2 separate regions of the Homo sapiens genome follow, and region 1 is linked to region 2. Evidence: chromatin loops called from intact Hi-C (ENCODE). Cell type or tissue: PC-9. All regions are shown on one strand. Links, peaks and the distances in the headings refer to the core of each region. The heading gives the core; the rest is flanking DNA. Region 1 overlaps IGF2BP2 (insulin like growth factor 2 mRNA binding protein 2). Region 2 overlaps IGF2BP2 (insulin like growth factor 2 mRNA binding protein 2).

Region 1 (7,715 bases), core at 3,152-5,651, 85 kb after region 2:
CAACCTCCACCTCCCGGGTTCAAGCAATTCTTGTGCCTCAGCCTCCCTAGTAGCTGGGATTATAGGTGAGCGCCACCATGCCTGGCTAATTTTTGTAGTTTTAGTAGAGACAGGGTTTCACCGTGTTGGCCAGGCTGGCATCAAACTCCCGGCCTCAAGTGATCCACCCACCTTGGCCTCCCAGAGTGCTGGGATCACAGGTGTGAGCCACCGTGCCCGGCAGAAAAGAAGACATTCTAATGATTGGGTGTTGTAGGCAAGATGGTCTTGCAGACATGAACCTGTAAAAGTTACTAGTTAAGATTATATTATAAACTGAGGACAATGCTACGCAAGAAAAATATATTCCAGGTCCCTGGGGCAGTTTATAGGTCCTAGGGCAGCTGTGTGCTGGAGACCCCCCAGTTTCCAGCTGCCTAACAACAACAGGATAGAACTGTTGGGCTATTGTTTTGTCCTGTTACATGAGTGATTCCTGATTCAGCAGGAAAATATTTTCAGTAGAGTTTTAGGCAACTTTATAGAACTTTCATGCCCAGTGAAATAAATTATTTGAATGGAGCTTAGCTCGTCACAGAATCAAAGAACTGCCTGATTTCCTGAAGACTAACATCTTTGAAGAACAGAGCATATGACTAAGAAGTGAGCACAGAATCTGAGAATCCTAATGGATAGCTTTATTCAGGAGGTTCAAACCCAGCCCTTTCTGGGAGTCTACAGCCTTATCTGTAGCACTAGAAAGCAGCAAATATGAAACCTTTTTAGCATTCTCTGTGTCAGCACTGAGAGAGGACAGTAATGTGCTACACCTCCCCTGTTTTGCACTGTGAGGACTTCTGTGGGTTAAGTGTGAATTAAAGCGTGCTATGAACACTCCAGGCCAAGGCCAGAGCTGGGCTCGGGTTTATTACATGTAATTCTCAGTGGCAGCTCTTTCTGAGCATTACATACAACTCCCTGCAACCCATAAAGGCTGCAGCTGCTTTAAAGTTATTTAACAAACAGTATTTTTAACAGTAGTCCTTAAGCTTTTCGGGGTCTCAGGTCCCTTTGCAAATCTTGTAAAATAACAAGAAAAATTCACATTTCTACAAGTTTGAATCATTTTGGAGGGGTTTATAGAATTCTTGAAGCTCAAGCATGGGTCCAGTGTAAAGAATCGTATATTATAGAGTTTTATTATTACTTTGGACAGCAGGTTTATCATAATTTTCTTGAATTATCTTTAACTTAATGTTGTTGTTAACTCCAAACTCCCAACAGCTTAAATCTTTTAAAGGGAAGAATTGATCTAGTCACCTTTGTTTTGGGAAACATATATTTTTGGTGTTTAAGTTTACTGGCTTGGATTGAGAAAGTTTTCTCTGGCATTTGAATTTATTTTTAATTTCTAACTATAGAAGAAGAGGCAAGAAATTATGATCTAAGACAAGACAACTCACAAGAGTAATCCCTTATTAGCCAATCATAGAGTTTATACTTTCTCTTTTAGCCAAGTAATTAGAATTGTCAGTTTTATTTATTAGATTTAACCCACACAGTCAAAGAGTTCAGTCAAAGGGAAACAAAAATAGTGATGGTTCAACCTTGTCAGTGAATGAATAATTTAAATTAAAATATTTTCTTATTGTTTTATATGTATATCCAATTATTTAAGAATTAATGCAAATTATAATTAAAACTCATACCTTGATAGTGATGTAATAAATTGATACAAACTTCTAGGAGACCAGTCTGAAAATATGCATTAAAAAGCATCATGTTCTTTTACTGCATTACTTTTCTTCTGTGATTTTAGCCTAAAGAAGTAATTCAGAAGAACACACAATCCAGTGATGTTTGCAACAAAGGTGATTTTTAGCAACACTATTTAGACTAGCAAATAGTGGGAACAGCCTACTTACCAACAATTGGGGAATGGTTAGGCAAGTCATGGTACATTTGACTCACTGCAATTTTATATAGACATTAAAAATGAAAAATACAAAGAAAATGTACTGATACAAAATACTCATATAAAAGTGTTTATAAAATATGTGGAAAATATAGTTCTGAGTTGTTCATACGATTGATTACAAACGTGTTATATACAATTGATTACAAATTACTGTGAACTCAGATGAATAAACGTAGAGATGCAGATAACTGTGGAGCCAGTGTGATGAGGGTTTTATGCATTTTTCTCTAAAGTTTGTCTGTTTACATTAAGCCAGAGGGTGACAGCACTTTTTCCTATGACAGTGTAGTTTTTGCCTTTTCCCTAGTCAACACAGACACAGAAACCGCCGTTGTCAACGTCACATATGCAACAAGAGAAGAAGCAAAAATGTAAGCAGATTTGGGCTTATTTCTGTTTAAATTTATTTGTTTTTATATTTGAATTCCATTGAGTTCTGTGTTTTTAAATGTTTTCTAAAAAGATGCAGATCTTTGAGCTGGATATGTGCCACCTTTGACATACCCATGGAGCTCCACGGCATCTGAGCCACCTTTGACATATTGGTAGAGCTCCAGGGTGTTCCTGCCATCTTTGACATGTCAGTGGAGCTCCAGGACATTCACACCGGGATATTTGTGGATTGTGTAGAGACTTGAAAAATGTTGAGCCTTGGCATCAAAACCAAGATGGGAGCTGTGTCTTGACATGATCGGGAATAGAGGGCACCATACCTGTGACACTGTGTCTCCTAGACTCTGCTTTGCCAAACACTTGGGACCACTTTTACCTAGAGCTTCCTCCATGCACTGTGAAGAGGCAGCACAAGCCTATACCAAAACATCAATTTTGTGTGTGTAACATTAGGAGGGAATCCACCTCAGTGAGAGCAGCAGCCGAGAGAATTGTCTGAGAGTGGTTACTCAATAGCACCTGGTTTGGGTTCTTTTCTCCAATCCCCATCCTCTTTCCAGTGCCCATTCATTACTTCAGGGATGGTTAATTTTGAGCTTAGCTGTTAATGGACATGAGATCAAGTCTCTTAAAAAACAATGAGGCCAGGCATGGTGGCTCATGCCTGTAATCCCAGCATTTTGGGCAAGGCCGGAGGATTGCTTGAGCCCAGGAGTTTGAGACCAACCTGGACAACATAGGGAGACCCAGTCTCTACAAAAAAACAATTTAAAAATTAGCTGGGAATGGTGGCTTGCACCTGTAGTTCCAGCTACTTGGGAGGCTGAGGCAGGAGGATCACTTGAGCCCAGGATGGTAAGGCTGCAGTAAGCTGTGATTGCACCACTACCATCCAGCCTGGGCAACAGAGCAAGACCCTGCCTCTCAAAACAACAACAGCCGGATGTGGTGGCACATGCTTATAATCCCAGCTACTTGGGAGGGTGAGGATTACTTGAAGCCAGGAGTTTGAGACCAGCCTGGGCAAAATAATGAGACCCCCATCTTTAAAAGAACAACAAAAACAAGTTCCTTTTTTGTAGGAGGTCCTTAAAGTGCCTGTCAGGTCATTATAACTAGAATTATGGTCACATTTGGTCTTGCTTTATGGGTGTGGCATAACCTTGGCTATATATCCCAGGATTATAGTGTTCTTTTTCAACATACAAAGATATTTAACCCATTTTCATACTGCTAGTTTTCAAAATGTTAATTTTGCATTGAAAAAGATAATGGTTCAGGCCAGGCGTGGTGGCTCATGCCTGTAATCCCAGCCCTTTGGGAGGCCGAGGTGGGCAGATCACCTGAGGCTGGGAGATCGAGACCAGCCTGACCAACATGGAGAAACCCCATCTCTACTAAAAATACAAAATTAGCCAGGCGTGGTGGCGCATGCCTGTAATCCCAGCTACTCGGGAGGCTGAGGCAAGAGAATCACTTGAACTTGGGAGGCAGAGGTTGCAGTGAGCTGAGATCGCGCCATTGCACTCCAGCCTGGTCAATAAGGGCGAAACTCTGTCTCGAAAAAAATAAAAAAAAAGAAAAAGGTAATAGTTCATTTAGTGTTAACTTTACCTTGTACACATTTGTAAGTGGAGATACACCAACAACTCAACTCCACAGCCCTTATCTAGCTGCTGCTTGGGTGGACCTCTCTACATGATATTACTCTATTGCTTTTATTAAATTCAAAAGGTGCTGCTTTGTAATAAATTTACAAGTCCTAGACATTAACCTAGTAAAATTGGGTTAATGCTACTAAAAATATGTGAAAAGGATAGTGTATTTCGTGTGTCATTTTAAGAATATAATAGTGGTATATCATTTATCCCCTATCAAATTGATAAATATCTTTAAATAACAGCGCTCTGTGCATTTGAAGATTCAAGGACACAAATGCTCTCTCCTAAACTGCTATGGGATCATAAATGTTGAAACCATTCCAGGGGCCCACTGGGCAATAGTTAACAATTCTACTAGGAATTTGTCCTGTGTGCAAAGTTGTAGTTGCAAAGATGCCAATGGTGACAGTGTGTGTAACTGTAAAAGGTTGGATACAACAGATATCTAACTATAAAGGATCAGTTGCAAAAACTATGGTAAATCAATAGAATGTTAAACAGTCATTAAAAATTATACTGATACTGCAGTTGAGTCATGTGTAAATTATACTGAAAGGTACTTAGTGACATTGAAAAATGTTTTAGAATATTAACTGTTTTTTTAAAGGTTAGAACATAGTATGTACAATATTAACCCATTTTTATAAGCAATAATATGTTTATATTTAAGAAAGACAGTAAAGATAGTGGATTAGGATTTTATTTGCACTTACATATTTCTGAATTTTCAATAATATGTATGATGATTAAAATGAGAAAAAAATGAGTCATAATTTTATACTGATATTTATAAGAGTTTTTGATAAGGGGGAAATGGCCTTGAGTGGTGGAGAAACCAGGCTGTAATGTTGGATATGAAGCCTGACCAGGCTGATGCGTTGTGATTACTTGTTTAACTGTTAACCGTAAGCCCTGAGGGAGCAGAGATGGTGTCTGTCTTGCTCACCACTGTATGTTCAGTGCCTGGCATGGCACCATATAGGCACCTATTAAATGGGAGTGAATGAACCAGTCTTGCGGGAGGGTCTTTCTTTTTTTTTTTTTTTTTGAGACGGAGTCTCGCTCTGTCGCCCAGGCTGGAGTGCAGTGGCAGGATCTCGGCTCACTGCAAGCTCCGCCTCCCGGGTTCACGCCATTCTCCTGCCTCAGCCTCCCAAGTAGCTGGGACTACAGGCGCCCGCCACTACGCCCGGCTAATTTTTTGTATTTTTAGTAGAGACGGGGTTTCACCGTTTTAGCCGGGATGGTCTCGATCTCCTGACCTCGTGATCCACCCGCCTCGGCCTCCCAAAGTGCTGGGATTACAGGCGTGAGCCACCGCGCCCGGCCGGGAGGGTCTTTCTTGATGTTGGTTTCTGACGAAGCTCCCCTGTCCTGCTGCATTTCAGAGCCATGGAGAAGCTAAGCGGGCATCAGTTTGAGAACTACTCCTTCAAGATTTCCTACATCCCGGATGAAGAGGTGAGCTCCCCTTCGCCCCCTCAGCGAGCCCAGCGTGGGGACCACTCTTCCCGGGAGCAAGGCCACGCCCCTGGGGGCACTTCTCAGGCCAGACAGATTGATTTCCCGCTGCGGATCCTGGTCCCCACCCAGTTTGTTGGTGCCATCATCGGAAAGGAGGGCTTGACCATAAAGAACATCACTAAGCAGACCCAGTCCCGGTACGTGCCTGTGGGGCTTCCTTTGCTTCCTTCTGAGGGGTCCCCTGCGTGCTGGTGGGTCTCAGCCACTCTTAGGTCACAATTGCTTACATCAGCAGTGGGGGGCTGTGCTGTAAGAGACAGTGGCTTCTTTCAACAGGACTACTAACAGACTAACATCAAGCTGGGGGCTGTGACAAGCTTTCATGCTGAGAGGCTAAAAGTTCATAAAGAGGGTACTGATAACCTCACAGCCAGGACTGTTCCTGTAAGCGAACTAATGCTTATGGATGCATTGATTTCTACAAAAGCAGAGGTTTGGAGCTCTGCGGGATCCTAGAACCCACTCATCATAGCTCTTCCTCTTCCCCTGAGTCAGAGCCCTGGGGGTGGCCATTCTTGTGACAACATAGGTAGTCTCACAAAGAAGTGGGTGAGTCACTGCCACGTCAAGCAAGAAATAAAGCACACTGGCCTTCTGTTTAGTTTCCTCCCTGTTCAAGGAGACTGAACTGATTGTAAGAGTTGGTGAATAAAACGTCTTATGGAATTGTTGATTTTTGTATCTTCCTAAGACTGTAGCATGATGTAATAAAGCAAGCTCGGGACTTGAAAACAAAGACTTACGTTCAAGTTGTAGCACTTTAAATGGTTTTGTGATCTTGGAAAAGATGTTAACCTCTCTGAGCATCAGTTGCCTCTTCTATAAAAAGAGGGTTCTGGCTGGGCACCCTCTGTATTACAGAGACTCATCCCTGTAATCCCAGCACTTTGGGAGGCTGAAGCAGGGGGATCATCTGAGGTCAGGAGTTCGAGACCAGCCTGGCTAACATGGTGAAACCCTGTCTCTACTAAAAATACAAAAATCAGCCAGTTGTGGTGGCTCACGCCTGTAATCCCAGCTACTCTGGAGGCTGAGGCAGGAGAATCACTTGAACCCAGGAGGCGGAGGTTGCAGTGAGCCGAGATGGCGCCACTGCACTCCAGCCTGGGCAACAGAGTGAAACTCCATCTCTAAATAAATAAATAAATAGAGGGTTCCTGTCTGTTTTGCCAGGATTATTATGACAATTAGCACAATCAGGGAGATTGAGTGAAATAATTAATATGAAAGTACTTAAATTGCAAAGCACCCAATTACTGACACATAATAATTATTTACATGGGCTGGTACACTTTATTCAGGTCATTCAGTGGGTGTCTTGTAACCTGAAAGAGAAATGCTATTTTCTTCAGAATGTCTTATTTATCCCCAAATAATAGACACTGATATGGATGAGTCTGGAGTGCCACATCTTAGAAGTGAGGAAATAGAGAGGGAAGTTACTGTTTGGTATCCTTTTATTTTAAAATCAGCCCTGGCTTTTCCTCCAAGTTCACTGCGAAAGTGACTTTTATTTGTGTCTTTTTGTGCAAAAATTGTGTAAGGTGGCTTGAAAAAAAAATGTAACAAGTTTAAATAGAAGTGGGGTTAGCTCTCAAAGTGTGTGCCCATTTTTTAGACGTCAACCAAAGACTTGGCTCTAGGCTTTCTAACAACCAAAGTAAAAAGGATATAATCAGTTATGTAATTTTGAAAGTTAACAAAAACAGGTAGGACCACAACTACCCAAAGAAGTCTGATAAAGTCATCAAGCTTTTGAGCCATTAGTCTTAATGGCAGGCTGCCAATGGAAAGGAAACCAAAAACTTAGGCAGAGAGAGGGCATGCCTCTGTTTTCTATCCACACTCAAATATATAAAGCTTGCTTGAATTTGGTGTTCGGATTTGGATTAACATATGGCTTTTAAAAGCTGCAATCAGTTCAGAGACCGGCACTGTGCCAATGTGCAGTATTATCCTTCTCACTTTACTCTTCACTTCTGCAGTCATTTGAAAGACTACACAAAATACTTCATTTACCAAACTGGCTTCATTACTGAGTTGGCTTAGTGCCTTTGTCCTACAGCACTCCTGTAAGAACCGTTCCCTTCTAAATGAAGCTGCAAATAATTAAAATTTGGCACAAGACCCCCTGCACTGCTTGCCTCCTTCTTGGAGAATGGCACTGATTGCAAACGTGC
Region 2 (7,715 bases), core at 3,445-5,944:
GTACTGGTTTGTTTTGCCATTTGCCTATGGTTAGGCTGTTTCCAATTCCAAACATGCTGCAATAAACATCTTTGTAATATCCTGTTATTTACGCTTATATACAAGTATTTCTCTAGGGTAGGGATTGAGAAGTGGAATTGCTAAGTCTTAAATCATATACCTTTACATTTTATTGTTTAATGGCAAATAACTCTCCCAAGTAAAATGAACACTGTATTTTATACTTTGGTTTCTTGCCCAGCTTTTCAGAATGGCAATAGGAGAAGCTTTCAGAGGACAGTTACGGTGGTCTAGAGTAGACCAGTGCTTTTGTAAACCTTAGCGTGCAGACTCATTACCTGGGGATTTTGTTAAAATGTAAATTGTGACTCAGTAAGTTTGGAATGAGGCCTGGGGGTCTGTAGTTTTAACAAGCTCCCAGTTGGTGATCAGGGACCACACTTGGAATAGCAAGAATCTTGCTCCAGTTCATTTTTTAGCATTGTGTGGAAGTTATTTTATGGGTGTGTGTGCCCATGTATTAACTCATGGACACAAGCATGTTTCCTAGGAAGCTATGTTTTGCCAGAATTTGGACCATAGCCCCCAGTCATCTTGACCTTTAAAGTTAGATACTGTGAACATTTATGGCAAAATGTTGATGGTGATTGAAACTGGGTGAAGGGTGCTGTAGATCTGTTGTATGTCTCTACTTTTGTGCAGAGAATTCTGTGGAAATGCTCACAATACACTTTGAAAATAGAAGAAAGATCCCTTTAAAGTTTGAGTTATTCCTAAAGATTTTCAGCTTGGTACATGCTGCCATGCCTTTCCTAGATTTCCTGTGGTAGATGATTTGGAAGTGTTTTATTTTAATCAGTAGTGTATTTTGACTCATGAGTTTTAATTTTAGCATATCAAAGTATTTTTAGAAGTTTAAAAATAACTGCAAAAAAAAAAAAAGCTTTGTTCCATATCTGCCTACCTTAGCAGCTCAGTCAAATCACCCTCAGCCTTCCTTTTTCAAGAGAGGATGCCATAGAGCGGCATACACCATGATCACTGCATGGTAGTGTGTTAGCTCTGGAGGCACTTTAGAGAAGGAACCTCTAAGGCCAGAGTGCCCATGTTGACTTATTGGTGATCACCTGAACACTGTTATGTAAGGTTTTGAGGTCTCATCTGGGTTCAACAGAAAAGATTTCTGTGATTAACTAGCAATGTTGGTCAGAGTGTGCTGGATTGGAGAATTGTAGCACAAATAGCATGTATTGGTTGACTCTGGTTCAGTGAAAGTAGTTATTTTATAGTTGAGAAAACAAGACACCAAAAATGTAAATGACCTGTCTTGGGTTCATGGTTAGCAGAAGAGCTAGTCCTGTAGAACCAGGTGTCCAGATTCCGAGTCTAGTTCCCTTCCTGCTGTGCCATCCTGATAATGAGACTGTGACTAGCTGTAGAGTACTTGCATGTTGAAGCAACTTGGTAGAGGGGAAGGCATTATTCGCCTTTTAACTAGGTGATCTTGGGCAAATCAGTTAATCCTGAGAGGGAATATACAGCAGGTCCCAAATAATGTCATTCAGTTTTATGTTGCTTTATTATAATGTTGATGAGAAAAAAGTTGACTCCTGGCTAGGCCGCTGTGTAGAATTTGCACATTCTCCCTGTCTGTGTGGCTTTTCTCTGAGTACTCCAGTTTCCTCCCATATTCTAAAGTTGCACACATTAGGTTAATTGGCGTGTCTAAGTTGTCCCTGTCTGAGTGAGTGTGGGGGTGTGTGTGAGTGCCGTGAGATGGAATGGTGTCCTGTCCAGGGTTGCTTCTGGCCTTGTGCCCTGAGCTGCCAAGACGTGCTCCAGCTACTCTCAACTTTGTATTGGAATAAGCAGGTTGGAAAATGAATGAATGAATGAATATAAATTACTGTAAAATGAAAGTAGATGGTAGTACAAATGCATGACAGTAAGTGATACAGCACAACAATGCTCAGCGAGCCTCCACATTTGTGATTTTTTTTTTTTTGACGGAGTCTCACTCTTGCAATCTCGGCTCACTGCAACCTCCACCTCCTGGGTTCAAGAGATTCTCCTGCCTCAGCCTCCCAAGTAGCTGGGATTACAGATGTGCATCACTGTGCCGGGCTAATTTTTTTGTATATTTAGTAGAAACAGGATTTCACCATGTTGACCGGGTTGGTCTCGACCTCCTGACCTCAGGAGATCTGCCTGCCTTGGCCTCCCAAAGTGCTGGGATTACAGGTGTGAGCCACTGTGCCCAGCCCTTGTGATGGTTTTTGAACTGTGTGGTGATAGGAGATGCTCCTTACAATTTTAGCTTTGCAAACATTTATTCCTTGATTTAACCCACCACCATTATGACTGACATCACTCACTGATTCACTGAAAATTGGGTAAATAATGATCTTACTTGTTTTTATGAATATTTCTTAGATGTGTGCATAGCTCATTTATTTAAATGTTTAAAATTGAAAGTGTTTTGGGGTTTTTCTTTTAGAAGTTTGGTGATTTTGTTATTGTTGTTGTTTTTTTGAGACAGGGTCTTGCTCTGTCACCCAGGCTAGAGGCTAGTGGTGCGATCTTGGCTCACTGCAGCTTCGACTTCCTGGGCCCAAGCCATCCTCCTGAATAGCTGGGACTACAGGCATGAGCCACCATGCTTAGCTAATTTTTTTTGTTTTGTTTTGGTTTTGGTTTTGGCTAATCTTTTATTTTTTTAGAGACAAGGTTTTGCCATGTTGCCCAGGCTGGTGGTTTTGTGACCAGAAATATACCTTAAAAACTTAACTCTTCTTTATATTAACTAGCCTATGGTAAAATTGGTTTTGTTACACATCATTTTGCTTAAAGTTGCAGTTTCCAAGAAGCTATTGACAACATTAAGTGAGGACTTCCTGTAGTTTCTTCTTTTGGAGGCAACTATCTCTCTTTTCACTTTGGCCACTAGGAAGCTCAGAGCCAAACTCATAGCTCTAATGTAGCAACTCTTTAGTACCCTTTTGAACTGAATAATTGTATTTTAACCCTACTTTCTTTCTGAGTCTGCTTCTGTCTTGACCTCCTAATCTAATTTCCTATTTTCTTACCCTGATGTATTCATTTCATTTATATTGCACTGTTTTATTGTATGTCTTTACCATAAGCTGCCTCAAATATTTGTGAAACAGATGGTATATAAATAAAGAACATTGGAATGTTTGAGAAAGTTGTTGTTGACAAGACCGATGAAGATGAAAATAGTGTAGTTCTGAGAAAATGTTGGTTGCTGTGGCATCTGCTCTTTTTTTCTCCCTTGCACTCTTATCTCCTGGGGTGGTCCATCTTCGTTACCTTCAACTCCCATGACACCCCTGCTGTGGCTTTGGCTGCATTCTGGAGTCTTCTCTATCTCCGCCCTCACCCTGGATTCACAAATGCAGATCTGTATTTCTGACTTCCTTCCTATTGGATAGCTCCATCTGAATGTCCCTAAGTCCCTCAACTCAACACGTTCAAAACGAGGCTCAGCATCCTTTCCCCCAGATCCTCTCTGCCTGGATCTCAGTTGCACCACCATCAACTTCATTTCTCCAGTCAGTAACCCGGTCCTCACTTTTTACTTTTTCCATTTTCTGATCCTTCACATCCAATCCACAACTAAGACCTGTCACTTTAAATTATAAACATGTTGTGGATCTGTTCTCTCTACTCCATACTACCTATAAGGCTCTTTGGAGTTTTTAATCTATCCTTGCCTACCTTGGGGTTTTTATTTTATTTTTATTTATTATTTTTTTAGAGGCAGAGTCTCACTTCTTTCACACAGGCTGGAGTACAGTGGCATGATCGTAGCTTACTACAGCCTTGAATTCCTGGGCTCAAGTGATCTTCCCACCTCAGCTGCCCAGGTAGCTGGGACTACAGGTGTGCACTACCACACCCAGCTAATTTGTTAAGTTTTTTATAAAGACGTGACCTCACTGTGTTGTCCAGGTTCGTCTCAAACTCCTGGGCTCAAGTGATTATCCCGCCTTGGCCACCCAAAGTGCTGGGATTGCAGGCTTGAGCCACCTTGCCATTTGCCTATTGCTAGGCTGTTTCCAATTCCAAACATGCTGCAATAAACATTTTTGTAATATCCTATTATTCACGCTTATATATAAGTATTTCTCTAGGGTAGGGATTGAGAAGTGGAATTGCTAGTTCTTAAATTATACCTTTACATTTTATTAGTGCTTGGACTGGCGTTTTTATTATTGCAGTAATCTTCACTCAGCCATCTTCTTTTATTTCCCTAACCCAGCCCATCCTTTGTCCTACAGTCAGTGATCTCCATTTCTCTTCAAGCTAAAGTTCAAATATCTTAGACCTTTCATACATTGCTTTTGCTAAGCTTATTAGTCTTATGTTTTGCCATTCCCCAACCTTGCTCAGAATGATGTTCCCTCTCCTATTCTGTTGGTGCACTCCAGTTCACCTTTCTCCTTGCTCTGGATCATTCTCCTTCCTTGGAACTCTCAGGCTGCTTCTTTGGCTTGTCAAGATCCTATGTACATCTCTGTTCTAGCTCTTACCATTGTGTGATGTGTTGTTTAAATGATCATCTTCCACTTGATTGGATGCTGTTTGGAGGGTCCAGATTGCGGCTTCTGAGTCTCTGTCTCCAGAGTTTAGCCACATATAAGATATCATAAGTGTTCATTGAAATGTTTGCTGAATGAAGGCACTGCAATTCTTGGAACAACTCCTTTACAAAACAACACCAGTAATATGGGTATTAATCACACATCAACAGTTATTACTGCCATCATTTACTGAGCTCTCACAAGGCAGGTATTGTTGTAAATGCTTTGCATGTTTTTCTCATATAACTTCTGAACAGTCCTATGAGGTCAGTGCTGTTATTATTCTTTTACAAATAAAGAAACTGAGACCATAGAGCTTAAGTAACTTGCTAGAGTTCATCCAGACAAGTGTTGGAGCCAAAATCTGAACCCAGCTCCCTCTTTTTTTTTTTTTCTTTTTAGACGGAGTCTGACTCTGTTGCCCAGGCTGGAGTGCAGTGGCACAATCTGGGCTCACTGCAAGCCCCGCCTCCCAGGTTCAAGAGATTCTCCTGCCTCAGCCTCCCAAGTAGCTGGGACTACAGGAGCCCACCAGCATCCCCGGCTAATTTTTGTATTTTTAGTAGAGACGGGGTTTCATCATATTGGCCAGGCTGGTCTGATACTCCTGACCTTGTGATCTGCCGTGACCTTGTGATCTGCCCACCTTGGTCTCCCAAAGTGCTGGGATTACAGGTGTGAGCCACCACGCCCGTCCCCAGCCGCCTCTTAACTGTCACATATACTGTCTGTGAGACTTATTTATCAATGGGAAAGCAGGAGTTGGCCCCACTGGTGTTTCTTGAAGTTGTTTTTACTTTCTTTTCTTTTCTTTTTTTTTTTTTGAGACAGAGTCTCGCTCTGTTGCCCAGGCTGGAGTGCAGTGGCGCGATCTCAGCTCACTGCAAGCTCTGCCTCCAGGGTTCACTCCATTCTCCTGCCTCAGCCTCCTGAGTAGCTGGGACTATAGGTGCCTGCCACCATGCCTGGCTAATTTTTTGTATTTTTAGTAGAGACAGGGTTTCAATGTGTTAGTCAAGATGGTCTCTATCTCCTGACCTCGTGATCCGCCCACCTCGGCCTCCCAAAGTGCAGGCCTTACAGGCGGGAACCACCATGCCCGGCCTGTTTTTACTTTCTTAGTCCGTGATTTAGCAGTAGTAGAGGAAAACAAGCAGACATCTGAAACCTGGTGAAAGTCATTGAAACCATGCAAGCCCTGTGTAACCGTCTCCCTCCTGCTTGCTTGTGCTCTAGACTGTCCATACCCGCCTCAATTGTATGAACTGGAGTAAGGATGAGGCCATAATTATTTGCCCTTCCAGAAAGGCACACATTCTGGCACTCCTCCAGAAAATTGTGTTCAGCACTGTGTTAAGGAGAGGTAGAGAACAGCAGGCAGCTCTCACTCCAGCCAGAGATCAAAAGAGATTTGTTTCTCCTCTCAGTCAGTGAAGTCAGGACTTCCAGGAAGGGAGGGCCAGAAGTGAGAAGATCTCCGCGAAGGAGCTGAGAAAGTATTTGTCTTTGTTAGATCACTTGCATGAGTGTGCTCAGCACGTTAAAAATGTGGCACAAGGGCTTTTAGAGCACTTGTTTTTAAACGAGTATTCAGACTGCAAGTAAAATTGAGCTAATGAAAAGAAAATTGTGAGAATTTAAGCCTAAGAAGTTACACTGAGAAATTTCAGCAAGAAAAAGAAAGTGGCATGAGAAGATGAGTTGATCAAAGGAATTGTAAAGTACTGTAGGGATAAGGCCAGTTGCTCATTTTTCTATGAGCAACTGATCATGTTTCTTTTGACCTTATAAATAAACCCCTCCTTGGCCTTCCTAACTTAGTTTTTATGTAGGAAATTTAAACTTACCTAAAGTCTATTTTGTTCTGTTTTTAACTAAGTAGTTTTAAGCATAAACACTGAATTTTAAAACCATATATCTGGGGAAAATTTCCTACTTCTAAAAATTATCTATTCATGTATATTTCCATTTGAATGTGTAATCTGCACTCAAACTTTGTATGGGAACAATTTATATTTATTTAGTACTTCCGCCTGTTAAATTATTTGAAGGTCTAATAGATCATTCTGTCTTAGCCAAAAGCTCAAGTTCTATAGTCTATAGTGTTATAATAGTGATTATTCCTCCTTAACAATATAGACAAGTAGGAATTATCTGTTTTACTAATCAACACACAGAGCAGGTAAATGGCTCAGTAATAGGAGTTAGAATAGCACCTAGGAGGTATAAAAATGTGGCCAGCTATCTTTTTGGTTTGTCTGCTTACCTGGTCCTTAGTGAAGAGATTTGGAATGGTATTGTGCTATTTAGCCTCCTGGGTAGCAGTCACGTGCTTTGCTGCTCTTGGGAACCTAATTGGTACCCTGATGGGGTTAGTTATCAGGCCTCCTGGAGCACCTCTATATTCCCTTGCAGACACCATTTAAATCCTGGAGCTTGGGAAGCAGGGATGAAGTCTTCTGCCCATTCATTAATAGATGGCCCAGGCTATGACATTATTGAGAGCAGACATTTAGAAGGGCGAAAGAGAAGGAAAGGGCCGGGCACGGTGGCTCACGCCTGTAATCCCAGCACTTTGGGAGGCTGAGGTGGGTGGATCACCTGAGGTCAGGAGTTTAAGACTAGCCTGGCTAACATGGTGAAACCCCGTCTGTACTAAAAATACAAAAATTAGCTGGGCATGGTGGCGCATGCCTGTAGTCCCAGCTACTTGGGAGGCTGAGACAGGAGAATCGCTTGAATCTGGGAGGCAGAGTTTGCAGTGAGCTGAGGTTGCACCACTGCACTCCAGCCTGGGCGACACAGCGAGACTTTGTCTCAAAAAAAAAAAAAAAAAAAAAAGAGAGAGAAGGGAAGAAAAGGAGTTGTATAGGGATTATCCCATTGTAATGATTGATGATGATATAGTGATATAATACACTATGTACAGCCGTTGTAGTACTGAATTGCTAACTTGTGAAGGAGAGATGAGAATCTTTCAGATACAGAAGCATGAGGAGTAGATATTTGGGAAAAGATAAATTTGAAAATATTTAGATATCGTGTGGAAGGTTGGTAAAGACCAAGCTCTACAGAGCCTAGCGTTTTCTCTTCAGCAAATAGAACAGCCCA

The links. Peaks named below come from ENCODE experiments on the same cell type or tissue, not always from the same donor. Only the 100,000 strongest peaks of a DNase experiment are listed, where the experiment ranks them.
Region 1: a loop joins it to region 2, with 19 times the contacts of the local background. A loop is called at or near these places in 7 of 110 quality-filtered maps.

The regions. Positions count from the first base shown.
Region 1 is chr3:185,687,312-185,695,026 of GRCh38, reverse strand. It overlaps IGF2BP2 (insulin like growth factor 2 mRNA binding protein 2), which reads left to right. Exons shown (of 16, transcript NM_006548.6): 5 at 2,265-2,328; 6 at 5,400-5,672. Among named protein-coding and RNA genes, the nearest start is that of IGF2BP2-AS1, 22 kb to the left of the region's middle. RefSeq lists a silencer at 5,526-5,703 and an enhancer at 5,359-6,558. In PC-9, for the core only: no CTCF peak of the experiment used is centred there; no DNase peak of the experiment used is centred there; H3K27ac peaks cover 1,603 bases.
Region 2 is chr3:185,772,308-185,780,022 of GRCh38, reverse strand. All of the region lies in intron 2 of IGF2BP2 (insulin like growth factor 2 mRNA binding protein 2), which reads left to right. Among named protein-coding and RNA genes, the nearest start is that of MIR548AQ, 8.3 kb to the right of the region's middle. RefSeq lists enhancers at 39-936, 5,519-6,371. In PC-9, for the core only: no CTCF peak of the experiment used is centred there; no DNase peak of the experiment used is centred there.